Regions from separate parts of the Homo sapiens genome. Here regions 1, 2, 3 and 5 are each linked to region 4. A link is an interaction called in ENCODE POLR2A ChIA-PET data of the cell type or tissue named here. Cell type or tissue: CD4-positive, alpha-beta T cell. All regions are shown on one strand. Links, peaks and the distances in the headings refer to the core of each region. The heading gives the core; the rest is flanking DNA.

Region 1 (4,408 bases), core at 179-4,178, 74 kb before region 4:
TTTGGTTACCAAGGAAACAGGTTCTGGCCCAGTGTTAAATTTGAAACTAAAATATATTTGAGAAGTTAAGTTCAAAAGAAAGAGCTCATGAAATTATTTTGAAAAGTGCCAGAACCACAGCTATATGGTCTGCAATGAACCATTCTAGGGGCTCGGTTTCATTTAGTGAAGCTCTATTTCTTTTAAGAGGGCCATCTATATTTAATATTTCCCTCTTTAAAAATTGTAACTCCTCATCCCCCCAAATTATATACATAATATAATGTATTCTTGTATATTACCTAAAATTAATTTTGGAAGCATATCAGTTTTTATTTTCATCTTTCATAAACACGTTTAAAGACCGCTTCTTAAAATTTAAATATTTTTAATGTTTCTTATTAAGCTTGTTTACGCTCTTTGAAATCATCTCCAGAAACCCATTTATTTTTAGTTTCAAGCTGAAATGGAGCTGAATCATCACTCTTTTCAAAAAATTCTTTTGTTGTCTAATGGCACCACACCTATCATATATATGATTTTTTTTTAAAAAAAATCTCCCTTTTATGGCAGAATCATTTACTAAGTTTGTAAAAGCTATACATTTATATACTATCTGAATAGCAGAGGCTGTCCAATTAAAAACCCTCCCCCAAAAGATTACAGCTGTCTTATTTAATTTTTGTTTTTTTAAAAGTCATATTCTAATGCATCTAATGTTCTTGCTGCATGGCTCAAAAAAAACTATAAAAACATGCAAATTTCAACCTACCTGTATGCATCACTTAATGCAGTGCTAGCATGACAAGACACTCAGCCATTTTTATGTAAAGCGATGGAGACCAACTGATTTCTCTGTCTTCTTGCTCACAAGTTTTAGATGCAATTGTCACATACACACAAAAATCATACGCAGAACAGCTTGAATGAACTGTGATCACAGAACTGAATTTATCAACAGGAAAACAGGATTGAAAAAAGAAGTTTCTCATCCAAGGTTTTTCTGAGACTGCAACCAAGGAGGTGGTGTGTTGAATTTTTTTCCCCTTCCTCCTCTGAGAGTTCAAAGCTCGGAGCTGACCACTGCAAAGGCCACTGTCACATTTGCTGAAAATCAAACCACTGATACCAGCATTGAAAATACAAATTTGAGAACCCAAGTTGCTTGCACATGATGGAGTGCATAAGAGTTAAAAATAGAATCCACCTTGCCTCCTACCTGCATAATAAACATGTAAGTTTCAAGTGTTTAATTTGATATTCACATTAATTAACAATACAACATACATTATTTAAAAGACAGCAAATGCACGAAGAAAGGAGAGACACCATCTGGTAGCAGAGTTTTGTTGTTGTTGTTTTTGTTTTTAGGGTTTGTGGGGGGTTTTGGTTTTGTTAAAAAAAAAAAGGTAAAATCATATTTTGAATGTGATGAAAAACAAACATCCAGAAGCAAATGAATTGGAAATGAAAGGTGATGTTGAAATATCTAAGGCTGTAATGAGGCAAAAACAAGTCTTCGCTACCAGATGATATGGCATACAGAGCATTTACATACTCACATCTGAAATACTAGGCAACGTGTAATGAATTCTAGACACAGCATGCACACACAGCACAAGCACGGCTAATCCTGCCTGCCATCTTAGGCTCGCAGAAGCAAGATACGCACTGCATGCAGCACACGAGCACTGGGGAAGGAGGAGGCAAGGGACAGCTCACCTTAAATGCAGTATCTGATTAATGTTGTAAGTGACATTGCATATCAGCCTCAGAGTCTTGGTTCAACTGGGTAGGAGGGAACAAAGAAAAATGTCATCAACTGGTGATGCAAGATGAGCCCAATCACTAAACACTGTTTAGTAAACTCCAAATTCTGCAACCAGACAGAAGGCATTTCATACACTTAAGCAGAGCTGCTCCACAATGAATGTGTCCTTCTGCTTCTGAGAATCAAACAATCCTTTTGCTAAGGAAGAAAATAAGCTGGAAAGAACACTCTCATATTCTCTTCCTGAAGAAAGCTTTCAATACAGTATGTATCTGGTCCGGGATGCATTTTATAGATGTTAATTTTATAGAATTGCTAAGAAAAAACCAAAACTGTTAAGCTCTTGCAAAGTAAAAAATAATTTTGATAAAGGGTATAGCATTTCTAGATTATTTTTCAAAATCCTAAATGGTGCCGGCAGGCTTGTAGAAAAATGCATGATCAGCTGTCTGTATCCGTGCTATAACCTTTAACCACAAGCAGTGTAAATGTATCCTGCTAAATGTATCTGCAGTACAGAGCGGCAGATACCGCCTCAGAATTTTATTAAAATGTGAATGGATTTTTTAAAACTTGGAAGCAGAATAAAATCAGAACAGAAAAATAAATTGATGCTGAATTCCTCTGGCTGTATAGCTGACCATCATGAACGATTAAAGCTATCCTTAGGATACTGACCTAAATAATACTAAGACTTACAGCAGCATACTGTATGCGTTCAGAACACAGAAAATGCAAAATGATTTATCTTCTCCCTCCCCCTCCAAAAGCTAAATTTTAAAGTAACAAGCCATTAATAGGAATACCAAAAGGCTATAGATAGTACATACTGTAAGAGAAGAAATCGTGTTGTGCTGAGATGCAATGTTTCTTTGTTTTACTTTGAGGCTTATTTTAGCTATGCTTGCATGATGACATTGACATCAGGAGGTCAGTGCTGACACTGGGTTGATATCCGTTTTATGAGTGAAATGTTTTCCGAAAATTAAATCTCATCTACTCAAACACCAAATTTCATGTCATCTTCAAAACCACCTCCCTACCCCCACTGCTCAAGATTGATGGGATCTAGTTTGGTGGTATGTAATAAATTGGAATCACCTTCTGCAGATAGTTCAATATGTAATGGTGAGGAATTAATTTTTTAAATAAAAAACATTCAAGAATTCTTATGCACCCCCTTTCATTCCTTCCTATCAACACACGCGCACACACACACACACACACACACACACACACTCAAAGCTCGAATTGCAATGAAATGTTTAACATGTGGAACAAAAACTGTTGAAAGAGCTGCTTATTCAGGATTTTTAAGAAATGCCTAATAAGCAAATACGGTTTTGCTGCAAAACCAGTGTCACCAGGTCCCCAAAGAGGAAAACAGCATAGCTTGCTAGCAAAATTTCCTCCAGATCCTGCCGGCAGGTAAAAAAACAAAAAAGCATTTTATTTGCCATGCTGTATAAAACAAGAAGTCTTTTATTTTTAAGGAAATAGAACAGATTCTTTTCCACTCTATAGCTACAAAGAAACCATACCCACCCCCACCCTTAGATCCTGGACATAAGCCAACATTTTTATAAAATGCTGAGACTGATTTTGAATATATAATATTTATAGTTTTCTTCTTCTTATCTCTCCAAAAGTCTTTAATTGCCTATTGCATCACTGAATATGCTGTTGTTAATTTTAACGCTTGCAAAAATGAATTAATATTTTCTGGGGTTGCTAGTTTTCCAGCACCTCAATCTTCTGTAAGGACTGGCTGAAAATAATCAGGTTAGCAACACATTGAAGCTCCCCAGAATTTTTTTAAAAGAGAAAATATGTTCAAACACCTTAGCTGAGGTACTAGGTTTCACAACTGGATCTTTTGTTTCTAGCTCTCATGCTATCTCCTGCCCCAGAGCATAAGTGATTTTTAGCTTAGTGTATGGAATGTACCCTGCCCTCCTATATCCTATACACTTTAAAGTCTCTGAGTTGAGTTGTCCAGATGGTGGGTCATACCTGAACCATAGCAAGAGTCCTCTTCTCTTTGGAGTACATCTCTCTCCCACAACTACTCCAGAAATAAATGTGGCTCTAACGAAAACAGTAGCTCCTGGTCTCACACCAATGGTGGAACCATCTTCCCCACCCCCACATCATTGCTCTATGAGCTCTGGTTAGCATTGACAGCGTCAGAAAATTAGAATGGAGTGTCCTTAGGCCAATTCCTCCTTTACCATGGGGGTCGAGAATTAGAGAGATGATCACGCTGAGTTATAAGGCACCAATTCAATATACGGTCATCTGTGAAGCAGAGTCCTTAGAGTGGGGTGGGAGGAGGTTGACGCAAACACCTAGGCATTGAATGCTCTTCATGTCTGTTGAGATATTCCCCATCAATGACGTTTGAAAGCTAGACATTCATTTAAAAATACTCGCAAATTATTATCATGTAGGCTAAATATACATGTTATGGAATCAACTCTGACCACATAGAACTAAGTCATCTGCCTCCTCTGTCGGGAATAATAAATGACAGTGACAACAACAGTAATCCATATTAGGCTCCCAGGAGATGAGTAAATAGTGTTCTATTCCCTTTACAGGGAAGGGTGGTGAATGTGGTCAGGTCCCCTACTGGTACTTGTAAGCCAGATGCCAGGG
Region 2 (4,408 bases), core at 230-4,229, 140 kb before region 4:
CTGATGGATGACTCTAGGACTCTCCAGTTCTGCTATGAATAATGCTGTGCTCTTCACACTCTGACTCTGCTGTGAGAGTCCGTGCTGCGCTATTGAGCTCCAATCCCTTTTGCCTCTCCTAGCAGGCTCTGGAACACAACTGCCTGGGATGAACTCTGTTTATTCACATACCAGCTGTATGGCCTTTGGTAAGTAATTTAACTTCTCTGTGCTTGGTTTTCTCATTGGGAATGACCCGTCGTTGTAGCTTACCTCTGAAGATGGCTGCCATCAATTCCTTCCCTCCCTGTAAGTGTCTGTGACTCCCCCACTGAGGACTGGAGTCTACACCTTCAACCCCTTGAAACTGGGTGGGCTGTGGCTGCTTTAATGCCAGCCTGGTCATGCCTTTAGATGACTCCAGCCTCATCACCATCTAACTGCAACTGCGTGAGAGGCTCTGCCCAGCTGATCCCAGTCAAACCACAGAACCATGTGAAATAATAATAAATGGTTGTTTTAAGCCACTGTTTTGTGACACCGTGCAGCAAAAAGATAACCAAACTAAACATTGTTGGCAATGATAATAGTGTTTCCCTCATGGGGTGATATGAGGACTAAATGAGTTAATCTTCATTAGATGCTTAGAATAGCGCCTGGCAGTACTAGTTGCCATACAGAATATGTCGAATAAAAAAAGGAATGACCTAGGTCTCTGAAAGTATTAGAGTCTCAGGCCAATAAACACTCATTTTCAGGAAAGGACAGTATTTTTTATTGTTTTAGCTCTAGGTTCTTCCAAAAAATACCTTAGTCAATGTGGAATAAGTAGGTGGGGATGAAAACAGTGTCTTGGAGACCAAAAGGCTCAGAGTTGGTCCTGTCTGGCCTGGGCAAGCCCCTTAACCCCCTGGTCAGGGGTTTGTGACCAGCCTGGCCAACATGGTGAAACCCATCTCTACTAAAAATACAAAAATTCCCCGGGCATGGTAGCACGTGCCTGTAATCCCAGCTACTCCGGAGGCTGAGGCAGGAGAATCACTTGAACCCGGGAGGCGGAGGTTGCAGTGAGCCAAGATCGCACCATTGCACTCCAGCCTGGGCAACAGAGCGAGATTCCATCTCAAAAAAAAAAAAAAAAAAAAAATCTACCAAATAGCTTAGCCTAGTCTACCTTAAATGTGGGTCAAATGCTTACTTTAGCCTGCAGTTGGGCAAACTCATCCAATGCAATGCTTATTTTATGATAAAGTGTAGAATAGCTCATGAAATTTATTGAATACTGTACTGAGTAAAAAATGGAATGCTTGTATGGGTACTCAAAATATGGTTTCTACAGAATGTGTATTGCTTTTGCATAATCATGAAGTCAAAAAGTTGTAAGTGGAAACCTCAGAAGTCAGGGGTCATTTGTGTTGGTGTTTTCTGGATTCTTCCTTCTCTATACAAGCTTCATGGACGGGACACCTTGCACTCCTAGCTTCAACAATTCTAAAACCCAAAGACTATCCTTGATCCATCCCTAGCCCTCACTTCCCATATATCATCAAACATCACGTCCTGCTGATTCTCTCCCTTAAGTATCTCCCAAATCCTCCCCTTTCTCTCTATCTTCACTGCAATCACATCATCAGTTAAACTAAACTAAATTTGGCCTAAGGATGCCTTCATACTCAAGTCCAAAATGAACTGCAACCTTACTTAGTTGCATAAACTAACTAAATGCCTAAACTAACAGCTGAGTCTCAGTTCAGCAGCTGAGCTTCAGTCAATCTCAGACAGCTGACTGATTGACATAAGGCAAAACAGTGAGCTGTAGCCCATGAAGCTGCCTCTGTACCTTACTTCTTCCATTTTCTTCTTATAAATGCTGCCTGACTACGTTGTAGGCTGGAGTTCTTAAAACCTATTCTGGTTCTTAGGGGTCCCCAATTCACAAATGGTTCTTTGCTCAATTAAACTCTGTTACATTTAACTTGTTTAAGGTTTTTCCAGTTAACAAATCCAAGCCACTATAATCTCTAGCCTGCACAACTGCAGTAGCTTCCTAACTGCTCTACTTCTGGCCGCTACTGTCTTCCAAGCCATTGTCTACATTTCAGCCACAGTGACTTTTTTGTAATACAAAACTGATTAAATATACCTCTTCTTGTCCCAACCTGCTTTAAATAATTCAATGGCTTTCTGATGCTCTTAAGATCTTCTGGATCTTAAGAATAAGATCCAAATTCTTGGCATGACCTTGAAGGTTCTGCATGGTATGGCTCCTGTCCTCTAGTCTGATTTTAAATCAATTTCTCTGTACTCTGGCCACCACTGGCCTCCAAAGAACTGTGTTCCCTCCACAGGCTGCCCTTGATATCTGTTAGTCCCTCAACCTAGAAACTCTCTCTCCTTTCAACTCTTATTTATCTTTCAGACCTCAGCTCAAAAGTTACTTCCTCAGGTCTAGGTCTGAAAACAAAAAGTTACTTCCTCAAAGACAGCCTCCCTTGAACCTCCCAACTAGGTTACATTCCTCCATTAGATGTCCTCAGAGCACCATGCAGCCCTTCTGCATAGCATTTAGTATGGTTGTAAATAATCAGCTTTTTAGCCTTTTGTGTTCCCCACTATGTCACAGGCTCCAGGGACTATTTGTTTTGGCCATTCTTGTGCTGTACTCCCACCTCAAATATATTTTGAATGAATAAAATACAACTTTCAAATCCTTACCTCAAGTCAGTCTCCTCTTCTGAACTTCCAACCCAGGTATCTAGTTTGTTGGCAACACCATCCTTCTAATTGTTCAGGCCCAAACCTTGGTGTCATTTTTGATCCCTCTCTTTTTCAACCCCTGGTATCTACACCATTAGCAAATCTATCAGATCTGTCTTCAAAATACATCCAATATCTAAGCCACACAGAGTGTACCTCCTAATGGAAGAACATAACCCAACCTAAGAAGTTGCCTTGTTTCTTCCTAGACTGTGAACACCGAATTTCTTCGGAATGAAATTGCGAAGGGAAAAAATAGAAAATCTATAGATTATAAGACAGGTATATCAACTAATTGTAGTATGGGACTTTAGTTGGATTCTGATTCCAATTGTAAAAAATATATATATAATGATGAGACAACCAGAAATTTTAACGAATGGAACTTGATATTAAGGAAATGTTAATTTTTAAGGAATGGTAATGATATGGTTATATTAAAAATGTTGTTTACCTTTTTAGAGATGTATACTGACATATTTACAGATGAAATGGTATGATGTCTATGATCTGCTTCAAAATAATACAGTGGAGAAGGAAAGTAGGTGAGGGTATTGATGAAACAACATTGGCTGTGAATTGTTGATTGTTGAATGATGGGTACACTGGGTTTCACCAAACTATTCTACTTCTGCATAGGCTTGAAAATTTCCACATTACAAAATTAAAAATCTATCTCCAGAATGTGACCCATTTCTTACCATCCCCACTACTCCCACCCTCTTCCAAGCCACTGTCATCTCCCGCCTGTGCTGCCACAGTCTCCTATCTCATCTCCCTGCCTCCACCCTTGCCCCGGGCTGTGGTCTATTCAGTACACGCAGTAAGAGTGATCCTTGTAATCATATCAGATCCTTCCACTCTCTGCTGAAGTCCTCCAAAGGCTTCTCATCTTGCTTGGATATTGTGTTAACTCTCTCTGAGTTCATCTCTTACTACCCAGCCCCCTTCTTTGCTTGCCCACTGCCTTATGCTGTCAGGATAGAGGTCCAACTCTGGCAAAGCCAAGGCCCTGATGATGTGTCCCATGTGCCTCTCCAGGTTCATCATCCCAAACGCCAGACTTTTGGAACAACCTACATTCCCCGGTGGCTCCTTTGTTTTAGTTGCTCCTCTCTGGACCCGACGCCTCTGGTGAAGCCCAGCTCCACCAGCCCCCGCTCAGTATCACTTCTCTCTGCTTTGGTTCTAGGCCTCTTAAGAGCTCAGAGTTTTGTTTTATAATCATCTATTGTCTCATCAATCTCCTTCACCAGACTTAAGTTCCTCAAAGGCACAAGCTACCTCACATCTCTGTAGTCCTAGTTCAGCAGTAAAAATTAAGTATATTTTGAATGAATTAATTACAATTTTACATAAGTTAGCATTATTATTTTTTTTTGAGATGGAGTCTTGCTCTGTTGTGCAGGCCAGAGTGCAGAGGCACGATCTCAGCTCACTACACCTCCGCCTCCCAGGTTCAAGTGATTCTCCTGCTTCAGCCTCCCCAGTAGCTGGGATTATAGGCACCCACCACTATGCCCAGCTAAAGTTTTGTATTTTTAGTAGAGACGGGGTTTCACCATGTTGGCCAGCCCATTCCTGAACTCCCGCCTCGGCCTCCAACGTGCTGGGATTACAGTTGTGAGCCACCACGCCCGGCCACATTATTACATCTTTAAAATGTCTGTTT
Region 3 (4,408 bases), core at 213-4,212, 100 kb before region 4:
TACCAAGCCCACATTTGATGTTCATATTACTTTCCTGTTCCTGTATGTATGTGAGTTTTAGATCTTAGTCTATAAAAACGTAAGTATAAATCACATGTAGGTTTTGTTCTGCCTGTGAAATTTTAATCTCTGTACTGTGAGTCATTGTCCTTCTAAAATTTAAATGATGAGATGTCAGTATTCAAGTTTTCAAAACTCTCAGAGTGCTCCGTCCTAATGAAGAACAGGTGTTGAGAAGCCTTACCACAGAATATATTTGGGTGACATACTATTTCTTAAGGATCCCTTTAGTTTGTCCATTCCTATGGGGAAAATTTCTCTACGTAAATCTTCAGAGACAGAGTGGCAGGTATCAAACTCTTCACTTTGCTCCAGTCAGTCACATTAATGATAAAGTCTGTTCAAGCTTCAAGAAAAAGGGGTACTTAACTCCTAATAAGCATTTCATGAAATCAGATTTTCTATCAGAGGCACTCAGCTCTCCTTTAAAACAAGCATCCCACAAGTCATCATGAGCAGGTGTGTAACGGGGGAAGCAACACTCACTGAGTTTTTATCGGTTCCGGTATCCTGAGCTGACATCATGCTCCTTCCTGGGTTACAGTATGTGGGAGTTGACATCATGCTCCATCACTGTGTCACACAAATACAACAGTTCCAAAAAACAGATCATAGAAATAGGGCCTGGACCATCCAGCTGTCAGGTATTCAAAACAATAGGGTCAACACCATGAAGCATCTCCACCAAGATCACAAGTACCCACAAGGAATCCTCAGAACTGCTCAATGAAAATGGTGGCTAAACCCAGGAAGCAGATTTCAGCTTTAGAGACATCAGGGGGATGTGCAGCTGATTCCTCAGTCTGGGGAGCATTCTGACCGTCTGGGGTGTGAGGACCTCCTGCAGGAAGGTGGCTGAGGCTCTCGGCCGGCTGGGTCTTCCCCACCTCCTCCCCACTGTCAACAGACACCTGGCTCCAGGCGCAAAATACCAGCGTACAGAGATCATCTGTATGGGCCTGGGCCCTCAGATATTTATTTAAGTCCACGTACACACTTTCCCTGCACAAACATTTTCTTCTTCCCCATTTCCCACAATTCCTCCTCCCATGTTTCCAGTTTGAAGCCACTGCTGGCAACACTACGACCTCTGGAGGGAGGCCAGGCCTGGCAGCACAGAGCTCGAAGGCAGCACAGGATTGTGAAAGTCGCCTCTTCATAGGCTCAGGAGACGCAGGCGCTTGGCAGAGCTGTCCGGCAAGCCCACCAGTAGGTCTGAGGTACAAAGAGAGGCACAAAGGCTTTCCTACTATGGAAAAGCGACAAAAACTCTGGCCAGTGTTTCAAATGGATGAACAATGGTTCAGATAAAAAAAAAAAACCGAGTGGAAAAAATTGTGGGAGGGAGAAAGAATATTAAGGGAGCTAAGTTCCAGTGAGCTGTTGCCAATTTCACCCCAAAAGAAAGGTAATAGAAACAGAAGGAAAGTTTCTGGCAGTAGTCAGGTGCCTACATAGTTCCCCTATTCACCTGGTTTAGGGTAGAATTATCTGAGCAGAAGGAGCAATGATGTTGGTAAATAAGTTGTCTACATTAAAAAATAATTAAAACTCCCCAAACAAACTCCAAACCACTGCAGGTAAACACTCGCAATATGTTGTTTAGAAAAATTATGCTTTAAATATACTGATCTAAAAAAAAAAAAATCAAAAGAACAGACTGTTCTGTAGAATAGCTTGAGTTTCTGCCTGTGCTTTCATTTTAGAAAACAAATGCTCGTAGACCTCACAGTGGGAGGAGTTTCACACAGGGATTCAGCTCGCAGAAAATGGCCACCGGCTTTGAGAGACCTTAACACAACAAACAGGGCACCCAAGAGACCTTTTGGGAATACGAGGCACTTGCCTTTCACAAGGGTAATCGTCTAGAGATACACAAAACCATTTTTTTTTCTTCCCGACCAGTAACATAAATCATAGCTTCCAAAGTATTTGTTTACAGAATACCACAGTGACTAATTACCAGAACTTTTCTTATTCTCTCTGAGCAAAGGAACCTCATGGGAGAAAAAAAATATAGGTCATTTTTAATGTAAGGGAGTTGCTAGGATTGGAGGTTAAGACAACTATTTAAACTTCATAAAAGGAAAAACAAAAGACCTCAAAAAGTATTTTCTAAAATAGAGAAAGGTGCAAATCTTCTTATCAGAAACGCATTATAAATAGAAAAGAAACTCTTAAAAGAGATTCTTCAAATGTGACAAAAAGCTCTTGGTTTCCTGAAAATGTCAAAAACAAAAACAAATATTGACAATACTAAATATCCAACAGACAGGGTAAGAACTTCACTTAGAAGCAAATTTCCATTTAGGTAATTTATGGTGCTTCTGTGCAAAAAGTTGCTTTACACTGTGTAGTCGCTGAAGACACTCCAGAATTGCTAGACCTTCACAGGAAAAATTTTAAAGGTCAGGGTTTTTTTTCTTTCCCTAGTTAGCACAGCACTCAGGGGCAGCCAGTTCTCTAACGTCTGAGTAAAACCCTACACAGGGCTTCATTTCAGTGCCACGTCATGGCTTTTGCAGACTATCTTCTTGCCTCCGCTTCCTCAAAGTGGTCCTTCTGTCCCCTCCCATTAAAGCAAAGGTGGAACTTGCATTAATTCAAGGGAAGGGCTGAACACACTACAGAAGGCATGGTTCAGCCACAGGCACCGGTTATGGCTGTAACCACTGTAAATCTCTTCCACGAAAGAGCATCAAAGACCTGCACAGAGACCTTGAGAAACCTTGCTCTTTGGGCTCAAGTCAGGGACTATAAGACCAGACTAAATAGGTTTAAGCAGGGACAGATCAGAATGCTGAGTAGGTTTTTCAAAAAGGAAATCCTCATTTAGGTGTCTAGGAGCCAATCACTGTGCTATTAAAACTAATCGGAAATCTCCATGCTTACATGAAAACGCACAAAAGTATGGGGAGACTGATCTGAATATGTGGGTCTCCCTTGCCTGGCAAGATAATGAATTCATCTTTGTTTGGACTGAATTGGTGGTCTTATTATCTAATTGTCATCAACTCTACAAACAGTCAGTTGTTCTAACACATGAACAGGAAAAATAACATAAATAAAACAGGGCCTAGAAACAATATCCAACTCACAAAGCAGGAAGTGACAGCTCATATCTGTCTCACCTTGCACAAAGCCTGCCTTCACGGGTTGCTGAAATAATCCCAAGATACCCTTCCAGGACTTAAACAGCCACTGGATTTTTCATGAAAATGCATCCTGGTATGAACACTCACAGTAGTGGCCAGAAAAATAGGGGTGCGCAAGCTGGGTCTTCCTCTCTCCCTGCGTAAATGTTTTAATTTCTTTCAATATTAAGTTATAATACAGCTTAGGAATTTTCATTTACATAAGAGAGGAGAAATGCTTTTGTAAGATGGAAAACAGCCTTCTGTCTCTCCCAGGTCAAAAATAAATTTGCTTGACTATCTTAATTGGCAAAAACCCAAGGGCTCCAACTGGACCGGAAGCTTTGCATCACGGTGTCCTACTGCGTGTGTCTGCTGGAAGCCCAGCAGATGTCATGGTCAGCTTGCTCTCATGGGACAATGCCAGTCCTTCTTTAAGCTTTGCTGCTGACTGCCATCTCCTGCTCTTCTGATAACCTGCCTTTTTCTGGCAGACTGGGCCTAGGACAGTGGGTTCTGTTCCCACTTTGCCACTAATGATGTGGCCTTGAGCAAGTCCTAAGACTTCTCTGGACTCTTCTTATCTGGAATGCAAAGAGGTCGGGCTAGTTTATTTCCCAGGTTCCTTGTAAGCATTAAATTTGAAAACCATGATTACCAGCCTGTCCCAATCCTTCTGTAAGAGTCTTCATTCCCTCAAAAGTGGACAATCTCCCACCCTTAAATTCATGCACTTTCCTCAAGTGTAGAGGGTTAAAGGCAGAACCCAAAGTCTGGCTAATATCGGCATATCTATGAGGACAGGAGGGAGCTACTACATTGAGACCCCTGGGAGACCTCAGACTGAGTCCCTGCCCCTGCTTGTCCCAGCACCTCTGCTTTTCTGCTCAAAAGAAAATAAAGTACTACACCTTAGAGCCGGAAGGAAACAGCCACCATTGAGCAAAACCTTCTTTGGTTATAGGTGAGGAAACCAAACAAGCAAAGTCATGCTGGGAACAATTCCTAGGCCTCCCCTCTGGATTCTCACGAATGTCTTTCTTCTCACCCCAACCCAGCCCTGCAGGGGCTCTGGGCAATTTTCCTAGCCCCCTGTAGAGTTCCTCAGGGCCTCAGAGGGTAATCAACAAACATTTACTTAGCCCTCTGGGCAATCCCCCAAGGAGCAGTTTTAAACTTTCAACTGGTATAGGCTCTGGGAACATTTAGCCCAG
Region 4 (4,408 bases), core at 227-4,226:
TGATAGGTGCAGCAAACCACCATGGCACATGTATACCTATGTAACAAACCTGCACATTCTGTACATGTATCCTGGAACTTAAAGTAAAATAAATAAATAAATAAAAGTTTGCAAAAATACAATGAAAATAAAAGAGGTGTTTTCCAGAAAAAAAGGTCTAGTTCAGCTACGAACTCAAGCACAGAACTGCTTTTCCTCAGGACATAATACCTTGGTGTGCAGCAGACTTGCTTTATGCGCACTTCCCATTTGTCACACAAAATATTTAAACGTCATGTAATCAAGGCTCAAAATGGAGTAAAATGAATACTCTTTACAGCTTCATTAAGGACATTAAGTGGAACTGGCTTTCCCATCCCCTTCCCCTACAAGTATACTGGTGAAAAATACAGTAACTGCCAATATAGTTTGGTGCCACTGCCTTGAATCACACCAAGGTTCCAGCAGTTTTACCTATGATTTTAAACGTAAATGTCACTACAGTGAAAAATGCAAATAAAACTTAGTATTATTGTGAAAACAGTTTTGACCTTGCAGATTCCCTAAAAGGATCTCAGGGATCTCCAAAGGTCTACCCAGGTAGGAAATGTGGTAACATGGAGCAACATGGGAGAAGGGACAGGCACCTCTGGGAAGCCTGTACTTCATGAAACTGTCTGTCAGAAGACACTCAGTTACCAGTGGTTGTAGCTCCCTAGGAGCGGTTGTGATGCAGGACAGGAGAGCCACAAAATGTGGCTTTTTCCTTGGCTTTGCCCAGTAAAGAATTCAAGGGCTAGCTGGTGGCAGGGTAGCCGAAAACAGCTTGATTGAAGTGGCAGTGTTACAGCTCCATGACTGATCCTGCAGAGCAGGACTACCCCATAGGCAGAGAGTAGCTGCTCAGGGCAGTTCTATGGTCATATTTATACCTATTTTTAATTGCATGCAGATTAAGTGTTGGTTTATGCAGAATTTTCTAGGAAAAGGGGAGTAACTTCTGCGTCATCGGGTCATTGCCATGGAAAGAGGCGGGAACTCCCGGGTGTAGCCATGGTTACGGTAAACTGACATGGCACACTGGTGGACATGTCTTATGGAAAGTTGTTTCTGCCTCATCCTTGTTTTAGTTCATCCAGTTACGTCTATTTCTCGACAGGTCCTCTAAGTGGCTCTAAAGGGGAAAGGTGAAAATATGCCATGGGGCCCATTGCTAGGGTCTGAGGGATAAGGCTGGGAGTGGAGGAAGTGAGGAAGAAGGCCGGCCACCTACAGAACTCAGGCATTTGAGAAGATAAGCTGGATGAGCCCAGGCCACAGGAAAATTATCTTCTTGGGAACAGAGGTGGCAGATCAGGAGCCACAGATCTCCCCGCCACCCCCCAGCTACTGTCCACGCCTGTCTCCACCGCCTGAAGCCCCTCCTCCGACAGCCACAGCCAGAAGTAGAAGAGCTGTGGAACTCACATGTAGGGCTCTGTGGGTTTGGCTCTTAGAGTCAAGATGGTCACCGCCTCCAAGCGGCAGATAAGCAATGCAGGACTGGAGATAAGGGCGAGGGACAGACCATCTAGCCACCAGCCTCTACCCCCTAGAGACACCAAGAGGTGGGCAGAGAGCAAGTACTGGCCACAGGCAAAGCCAGAGCAGGCAGAGGGAGTGTATAGAACACCCTTGACATAAGTAACTCCATCTTAGCAAAAGACTCCACTTTACGTTTCAAAAGGCATCATGCCAACAGAGTCCCGATGTTCGCCTAACCAAAAAAGAGTGTATCCAACCAAATACGGGCATAAACAGGCACACTCCTTCACTATCAGTCGTCACCAGAAGACCCCCGTGGCCATAAAAAGAGCAGGACTTCTCTAGCTCTAAATGGCCGTCTTAACAGACCCTATCTTGCTGTCGCCCATGATAAACACCCGGCATCTGCTGCCTAAGGCTTTGCCCACATCAAAGACTCTTCCTTGCAAGACATTGAGGCCAGGACACCTTGTCTCTCCTGGGACTAGTTTGTTAACCCCTTTTCCTATCTATCTCCTTTGCTCTTGATGTTAAATGTTACCCTGCTTGATGTGGAATATTTAATCTACAACATTTAACATGTTGACTAAGTAGACTATTTTGTATGCTTTGCAATACTGACTTGGTGTAGTGGCTGAAGCCTGTGTGCCTATGGCTCTGACTACGGAGTGAGCGAGTGAGCGGGTAGTGTTAGGGGAATTGCCTCCTTGGGAACTCCATGTAGCTCCTGGCTTTTATGACTGGAATAGCATCAGTAAAAGTCTCACCTGGCGGAAAGACACAAACGTGGTGGACCTGGTTCTGTCTGACCCTCCTTGCTCGACTCAACGACAGAGAATGAGCTGGGAATAAGGGCAATGCACAGCCAACAGCGGAAGGGCTGTGGCCAGGCCCCTTCCTTCCTAAGTCCGGGTTTCTCTGGCTCACGAACGACCCCTGGAGGTAGACACCCGGCGACACCGCCCACCGGTCTATCCCTTCAGAAACCCTGTTCCCTGCCCGGTTGGCCCGCCTTCCGCTTTCGAAAGCAGAGGCAGTTCCGGGGTGGGAACCGCGCGGAGCTTTCTGGGAAATGTAGTCCTTGTCAAGAGGCTTCTGGGAGTCGTAGTCCCTACCTGTTCTTCCGGCGCACGGCCTTTCCGTTTTCCTGTTGCGGGTTCTATCGCTCTGCGGCGTGGGAAAGAGGCGTGCGCGTCCTTGCGTGGTCCTGCTTCGACCTGTGGTCTCTCTGGCTTCTGGTCGGGTGGGGAAGGTTTATGGGGTGGAACGTGAGAGACAGGCTTGGGCACTTTTGCGTCTGGCAGTTAGGCAGCAGGTGGTAGTTTCCATGATGGGGACGCAGGGGCAGCGCCAAAGGGCCCCAGAGAACGAGGCATCCAAGGGGGAAGGGGTGTGGGATACGAGCCGACTGAGGGGAGACGCGCCCAAAGCCGGGGACCTCACTACCCCAGAGTCGACCTTGAAAGAGCCCTCGAGTCAGACTGAGGAGATGGGCAGTATCCTCCGACAATGGAAAGCCGTTGTTCGCTTCAGGGGAGACGCGCTGTGACCCAAAAGTCATTTTACCGTCATCACTATTGCTGCAGTTCATTCAGAAGGGTTTTGGGGGAGGCCATTGAAGGCTGAGCAGCAGCCCAGGGAGAGTTGATGGGGGCTGATGGTGGGAGTGGCAGCATGGATTCAGTGGATGATGAGGGATCAGGGAGTGGGGCGAGTTGAGGATTCCCAGTTTTCTGGTGTGGGCTGTAGGCCTGTCTGCAGATACTCTCACCTAGTGGAATTCTTTTCCGTAACCTGTCTTAACTTAATGAGAGGCTTGATGGGTAAATGGTTAAAGATGCACGTGCACATCCCTTCACCAAACCATTCAGATGCTCACACTAAACCCAAAGGCCACTCGTTCACTTATGCACACAGCTCAGTTATACCTACCCTTGTGAACACACCGGTATGTAGTACACACAGCCACATAACAATTCATGATCACATACTCCTGGCATCAAACAAAGGGTAAATATATCCATCTCAGTTTAAACGGCCTCTGCTATCTTGGGCGAAGTGTGACCTCCACACAAGAAGGACCCAGGTTGACTTCCTCAGTCCTCTCTGGAAACTTCAAACAGCTCAGCCTTTATCCTTTCTCTTGGCTACATCCACCTCCTCTAAGGTCCTCTGACTCTTCCTAGTCATCTTCTGCCACTCTGGCTTGATGGGAGGGAGATAGAAATGGGCTTGAATTCAGACAAGGGCTTTGCTTATCTGAAATGTGTTTGCTGAGGTTCTTATTCCCAGAGCAGTAGCTCTGAACATAATATTTCGTGTGTGCTGAATTCTGTTGAGAATCCAAAGAAAGTTGTGAACCCTCTTCCTGGATAAACACACATCTTTACATCCACACTGTTTTGAAAGCAAAATTGAAACCCATATGTCGGGCCCTGGTTAAGAACCTCACCAGAAGATCAGAACATCAGTTTCCTGATTGCCCTCTGTCTTAGCTCATTCAGGCTGCTCTAACAAAATACCTTAGACTAGGTAATTTATAAGTAACAGAAATATATTGTTTACAGTTTTGGAGGCAAGGAAGTCCAAGATCAAGGACTGGACTGGTGAAGGCTTACTCTCTGCTTCAAAGATGATGCTTGGGGCTGGGCGCGGTGGCTCACGCCTGTAATCCCAGCACTTTGGGAGGCCAAGGCAGACGGATCACGAGGTCAGGAGATCGAGACCATCCTGGCTAGCACGGTGAAACCCTGTCTCTACTAAAAATAAAAAAAAAAATTGGCCGGGCATGGTGGCAGGTGCCTGTGGTCCCAGCTACTTGGGAGGCTGAGGCAGAAGAATGGCATGAACCCGGGAGGCAGAGCTTATAGTGAGCCGAGATCAAGCCACTGCACTCCAGCCTGGG
Region 5 (4,408 bases), core at 85-4,084, 90 kb before region 4:
ACCAGCTTTAACAGAGTGAGATTCCTGTGCTTTGGAAGAAATCACTTGGAAATCCTTGGTTCTGAGTCCTCCATTTCTTCCACATCAAGATCTAAAAAGAAAAAAAAAGTGCAGTGTCCCATGACTAGCTGCTAGGATTTCATCTTTTAGCAACAATAATAACTGCAATTAGCACATATTGAACACATAAGTCAAACACCCACAAAGTGGTTGACATATGTGGTTTCGTGTTGTCTTCATAACAACCTTCAGATGTAGGGAACATTCCCCCATTTTACAGCTATAGAAACGGAGACTCTAATGGACCACGGAACCTGTTCAAGGTCACACAGCTGGTGTATGTGACAATTAGGACTCAAATCCAGATTCAATTGATTCCAAGGCCTGGGCTATTAACCAGTAAGTCAGGGTTTTAAAAACATTTCAGACAGTGACCCACGGTTTTAAAAATTTACATTATATAAACCGAAAACCAAAAGTCTCATAAAACAATGCTTACCCTTACTATGTGCAATGCACGTTATTTTTTCTATTCTTCTCTGTATTGTACTATATATTCTATATCTTTAAGAAGATTTCCAGTAGCAACCCGCTAAACTGATCCCACAATCTTAGAATGGGTCCCCCACTCTTGAAAAACGCTACACTTAGATATAGCGACTCACTAGCTGCTTCTCTGAAACCAGGACAAAACTCTTCCACATTTTGTAACCATGAGAATCTGACCAAGTAGTTGAGCTTCACAGAAGAAAAGTCTTTAACCTTTAAAATATGTATAAGGCACCATAACACATATCACCTATAATCGATCCTTAGAAGGGATACTCAATTAGGGCCAACGTCCAGAATGGAATTAGGCACTTACCTACCGCAGTGCAGGAGTTATAAAGTGGAACCGCGGACAGACTAAAATCTCAGGTGATTTATGATGTACCCTATAAAAAAAGTGGCTAACGGCGGGCGGTTGTGTTGTATGTTGTACCAACAGAGCAGACCTTACTACTGCAGAAGTAGGCGGCTGAGACTGCAAACCCCTGGGGGCAGGTCCCTGCCTTTGCACGTCCCTTTCAATTCCAGGGGCTTGGTGTTGCATCAAGGAAATCATCAAGTTCCCATAGGGTCAGGACTAGGGTCCGATTCCCAATCCAGGAGACGGGAGGTGTGACTGTCAAAGCAGTGCCCGAGCCCGCTGGACTCGAGCCCACCACGTCCCCAGCCCCGGGAGCGCATTCCTCCTCGGCCCCCGCCCTCTAGCACAGCCGCGCAGTTGGGCCACGGGATGCGGCGCAACCTGCCCGCACTCTCCAGCCGAACCCACCCCGCCCCGCCCCGCTCCGGGCGCGGGCCCCGGAGTCCGGGCACCTGCGGGCGCTTCCTCCCCGCGGGCAGCTCGGTTCTGCTGCGTTTGCAGAGCTCAACCCTTGCGAGGGTTTCCCCAGCCCGGCTTCCCGGCTCCCTCCAGAAGCGAGGAGCGATCGGGCTGGCGGCGCCACGGGCGCCGCGCCCGCAGGCCGCGCCTCGCCCCGCCCCGCCCCCGGCCCCGCGAAGACCCTGCGAGGGGCACTTACGGGGCTCGGCTCCTTCGCCGCCGGCGCGTTTCCCCGGGGGTCCATGGTGCTTCCGGACCCGTGAGTCCGGCCGCAGCGCTGCACAGCACCGCCCAGAAAATGGACGCCGGCGGCTCGGCTCTGCCGGCCCGGCCCGCCCCCGGCGCGGGGCAGAGGACGCAGCCCGTCCGGGAGGAGGTCGGCCCGACCCGCAGCCCCGCGGGCCCGGGGCTGGGGTAACTGCGGCGCCAAGGACCAGGCCTCAGGAGGGCGGCGGCGGGACCCGTGAGGGCCCCGTAAGGCCCCATGCCCGACCCAGTGGCCAGCCGGGGCCCCCCACCAAGGAGGCAGCGGCCTCAGCCTCCTCAGGGAGGACACAATTCAGAACCTGCCGAAGGACAACGCAGTTAGGACTCTGGGCCACAGAGCCTGGTGACTGTCAGAACAAGGCCTCGGGCCGCAGAAGGGTCCGTGGGCTCCTGTTCGAGACTATGCACACTGGATTCGCAGAAAGTCGCTGTTTCAATTGCATCAAATTCTCAGGAATAAGGAGTCACCTGTGTTTTTTCCATGGCCGTCAAGAGAGGCCTAGATAGATTTTTCCCAACGTGGCACAGAAACTATTTCACGCAAAAGACCCAGTCCTCTTCTTTAAATGAAGGGCCCTGGCCGCTGGCATCTTTCTTCCAAGATCCAGGGGCTGCTCATTGAAAAAGTATTCAGAGAGGGCCTGCCACAAGCTGGCCATGTGGAGCTAATGCACGAATAATGGACAGGTGTTTTTTTTTTTAAATCGTCCATGTTCCCTGTGTTTTGACAGTAGAGTCTTATTCTTAAATTTTCTTAAAAAAAAAAAAAATTCAAGGCCACAGCTTAAAAGGATTAAAAAGTCAATTCTTTACGTTTTCAGCCAGGAATCTACAGTACTTGCAATTCTGCATCCCAGTTCCTGACCATGTTTTAAGAATGTGATCACTTGATGAATAGATTCCAATATTAAATATAAAGCCAACAAAACATTTTAAATAATGAGGGAAAAATATATTGACTCCAGGTCAAATTAAATAATCATGTTATTTAAAAATAAAAGGAAGAGTTTTGAAGGCCGACAGTTTGGGCAACATGCATACACATGTATATTAGCATTTCCCAACCTCCTCAAAGCCAAGCACCCTTTATTCTTCCTCCATATGCCATGTGTTCAGAAAGATCTACTCAACTAAACTGCATTTATTAAGTAATGATTCATCTTCCCACTTAAAAAAAACAAAAACAAAAACCTGCAATGTTTTTGTATATGCAATTACCAATCAGAGCTTTCTCAAAACCTGAGCTAACCTGTTGTTAATAGTGGATTCCAACCTAAAAAATTTGTGATCTATTAATAATTGCATGTTTGTATGTTTCCACTGAAACTTTTGGAAACTCTGAAAATTACTCAAAGACCTCCAAGAAAACTGAGGCACATGGATTAGGAACCAGGGTTGGGAAGTGCTAGTATGCAGTATTGCTCTCTGTGTTTCCCTGTGACTGGAAGGTGGGAGGTGGTAGGGCAAGGCAATTCCGCTTTGGATTCAGCCTGCCTGGGTTTAAAGCCCAGCTTTGTTGCTTACAAGGCCACTTTAGGCAAGTTAGCTCAACTCCCGTGCCTTCTTCATCTATAAAATGGGACTAATTTTAATATTAGTGCCTACCTTGTAGGGCTTTTTAAGAACTAAATGAGATAATACATATGAAGCATTTGCAAGAGTACCTGGTATTATGTAAGCACGCTATGATTGCAGGCTGTTGTGGCTGCTGTTAGTACTGGAAGTTAAGTATTCAGAGTTCTAAGTTCCTACCATCCAAACAGTGAGAATCATAGCTACTGTGTGTAAAACAACCTTTACACCCTAGAAATTTTCCATGGGTAATCTGCCAGGGTCACATGGTGAGTGACATAAAGGGATTGAAACACAGGTCTGAATCCATATCCACTTTTTTGTATTGTTAACATGTTCCAGGTGGTACCTTGACCAGACTCTGTCAACAGCTTGTTAAGGGTAAAACCGGCTCTGGGTTTCCTAAGAGGCTTAGCAAGTGAATGGGTCTTTACATCCACTTGGGAATTCACAAACAGTGGCATTTCTTTCTTATTAGAGCCAAATGTTTCTCCAGAAGTGGCTAGATTTCCCCAAATTGTTATTAATAACTAAAATATCACAGCAACAGTTTTAAACAACACAGTCTAAAAATTACATAATCAACCCGTTCTTCAAAATTTTCCATCCTTCCTCATAACCAGTCACAGATTCTCTCTCTTAATCATTCTTCTGAGTATGGGGAACTATCTGGAAATTTCCAGGAAGGGCCCAAGTTGTCATAATTATTTTCTTTTCTGTAAAAGTTTATCATTTTCAAGACCACTAAACATGATGTGTTTCCTCTATCTTTATAATACTTCTCATTTCAATACATTTGCAAAAAAAAAAAAAAAAAAAAAAGCAAGACTTTCAAGATTATCTCCTCTCTTAAATTCTTAAATTTCCACCAGTTCTTCACTATTCCCACAATATGCTTCCTTATCCTTTTCCAGGGGCCTTTTCTAGAAGGCTTTCCTACCTCATTCATTTAATCTCCACACAGGTTTCTGTTATCCTACAACTGCCTGCTTGCACCTTCTGACTAGGACTCTTGGCCAGTTTAACACTTACTAACGTCTTCTCTTTAAGGTTTCAATATTATAATATATTAAAAGACTAAAGTATCTTTTTTAAACCTGCTTGCTGTCTTTGTTTCCTACTATTGGTTAGGAATCTGTTAACTCATTCCAACTCTCATACTAGCAGCACTCTGTTAATTTAATTCGTGGTTTTACTTTT

The links. ChIA-PET counts read pairs that join two places held together with the same protein. Peaks named below come from ENCODE experiments on the same cell type or tissue, not always from the same donor. Only the 100,000 strongest peaks of a DNase experiment are listed, where the experiment ranks them.
Region 1: POLR2A ChIA-PET joins it to region 4 with 10 read pairs; 10 of 35 experiments call an interaction of 5 or more read pairs at or near these places.
Region 2: POLR2A ChIA-PET joins it to region 4 with 25 read pairs; 26 of 35 experiments call an interaction of 5 or more read pairs at or near these places.
Region 3: POLR2A ChIA-PET joins it to region 4 with 14 read pairs; 19 of 35 experiments call an interaction of 5 or more read pairs at or near these places.
Region 5: POLR2A ChIA-PET joins it to region 4 with 25 read pairs; 16 of 35 experiments call an interaction of 5 or more read pairs at or near these places.

What each region holds. Positions count from the first base shown.
Region 1 is chr3:141,384,231-141,388,638 of GRCh38, reverse strand. ZBTB38 (zinc finger and BTB domain containing 38) reads right to left here. Exons shown (of 6, transcript NM_001376113.1): 4 at 1,702-1,767. Among named protein-coding and RNA genes, the nearest start is that of ZBTB38, 18 kb to the right of the region's middle. RefSeq lists an enhancer at 854-1,083. In CD4-positive, alpha-beta T cell, for the core only: no CTCF peak of the experiment used is centred there; a DNase peak (open chromatin) is centred at 1,758; H3K4me3 peaks cover 3,161 bases; H3K27ac peaks cover 387 bases.
Region 2 is chr3:141,450,311-141,454,718 of GRCh38, reverse strand. It overlaps LOC124906291 (a long non-coding RNA gene), which reads left to right. Exons shown (of 2, transcript XR_007096120.1): 2 at 123-4,408. Among named protein-coding and RNA genes, the nearest start is that of RASA2, 35 kb to the left of the region's middle. RefSeq lists an enhancer at 2,448-2,587 and a silencer at 3,381-3,553. In CD4-positive, alpha-beta T cell, for the core only: CTCF peaks have their summits at 2,319 and 2,520; a DNase peak (open chromatin) is centred at 2,498.
Region 3 is chr3:141,409,778-141,414,185 of GRCh38, reverse strand. All of the region lies in intron 5 of ZBTB38 (zinc finger and BTB domain containing 38), which reads right to left. Among named protein-coding and RNA genes, the nearest start is that of ZBTB38, 43 kb to the right of the region's middle. RefSeq lists an enhancer at 4,290-4,379. In CD4-positive, alpha-beta T cell, for the core only: no CTCF peak of the experiment used is centred there; DNase peaks (open chromatin) are centred at 565, 1,805, 2,645 and 3,185; H3K4me3 peaks cover 1,826 bases; H3K27ac peaks cover 4,000 bases.
Region 4 is chr3:141,309,967-141,314,374 of GRCh38, reverse strand. LOC124909441 (a long non-coding RNA gene) reads right to left here. Exons shown (of 4, transcript XR_007096119.1): 3 at 2,619-2,738. Among named protein-coding and RNA genes, the nearest start is that of ZBTB38, 56 kb to the left of the region's middle. RefSeq lists an enhancer at 2,546-2,735. In CD4-positive, alpha-beta T cell, for the core only: a CTCF peak has its summit at 2,423 (motif pointing left); DNase peaks (open chromatin) are centred at 1,974 and 2,514; H3K4me3 peaks cover 1,764 bases; H3K27ac peaks cover 1,190 bases.
Region 5 is chr3:141,399,610-141,404,017 of GRCh38, reverse strand. ZBTB38 (zinc finger and BTB domain containing 38) reads right to left here. Exons shown (of 6, transcript NM_001376113.1): 5 at 1-91. Among named protein-coding and RNA genes, the nearest start is that of ZBTB38, 33 kb to the right of the region's middle. RefSeq lists silencers at 1,273-1,562, 1,643-1,952. In CD4-positive, alpha-beta T cell, for the core only: no CTCF peak of the experiment used is centred there; DNase peaks (open chromatin) are centred at 217, 1,047 and 1,677; H3K4me3 peaks cover 2,307 bases; H3K27ac peaks cover 1,413 bases.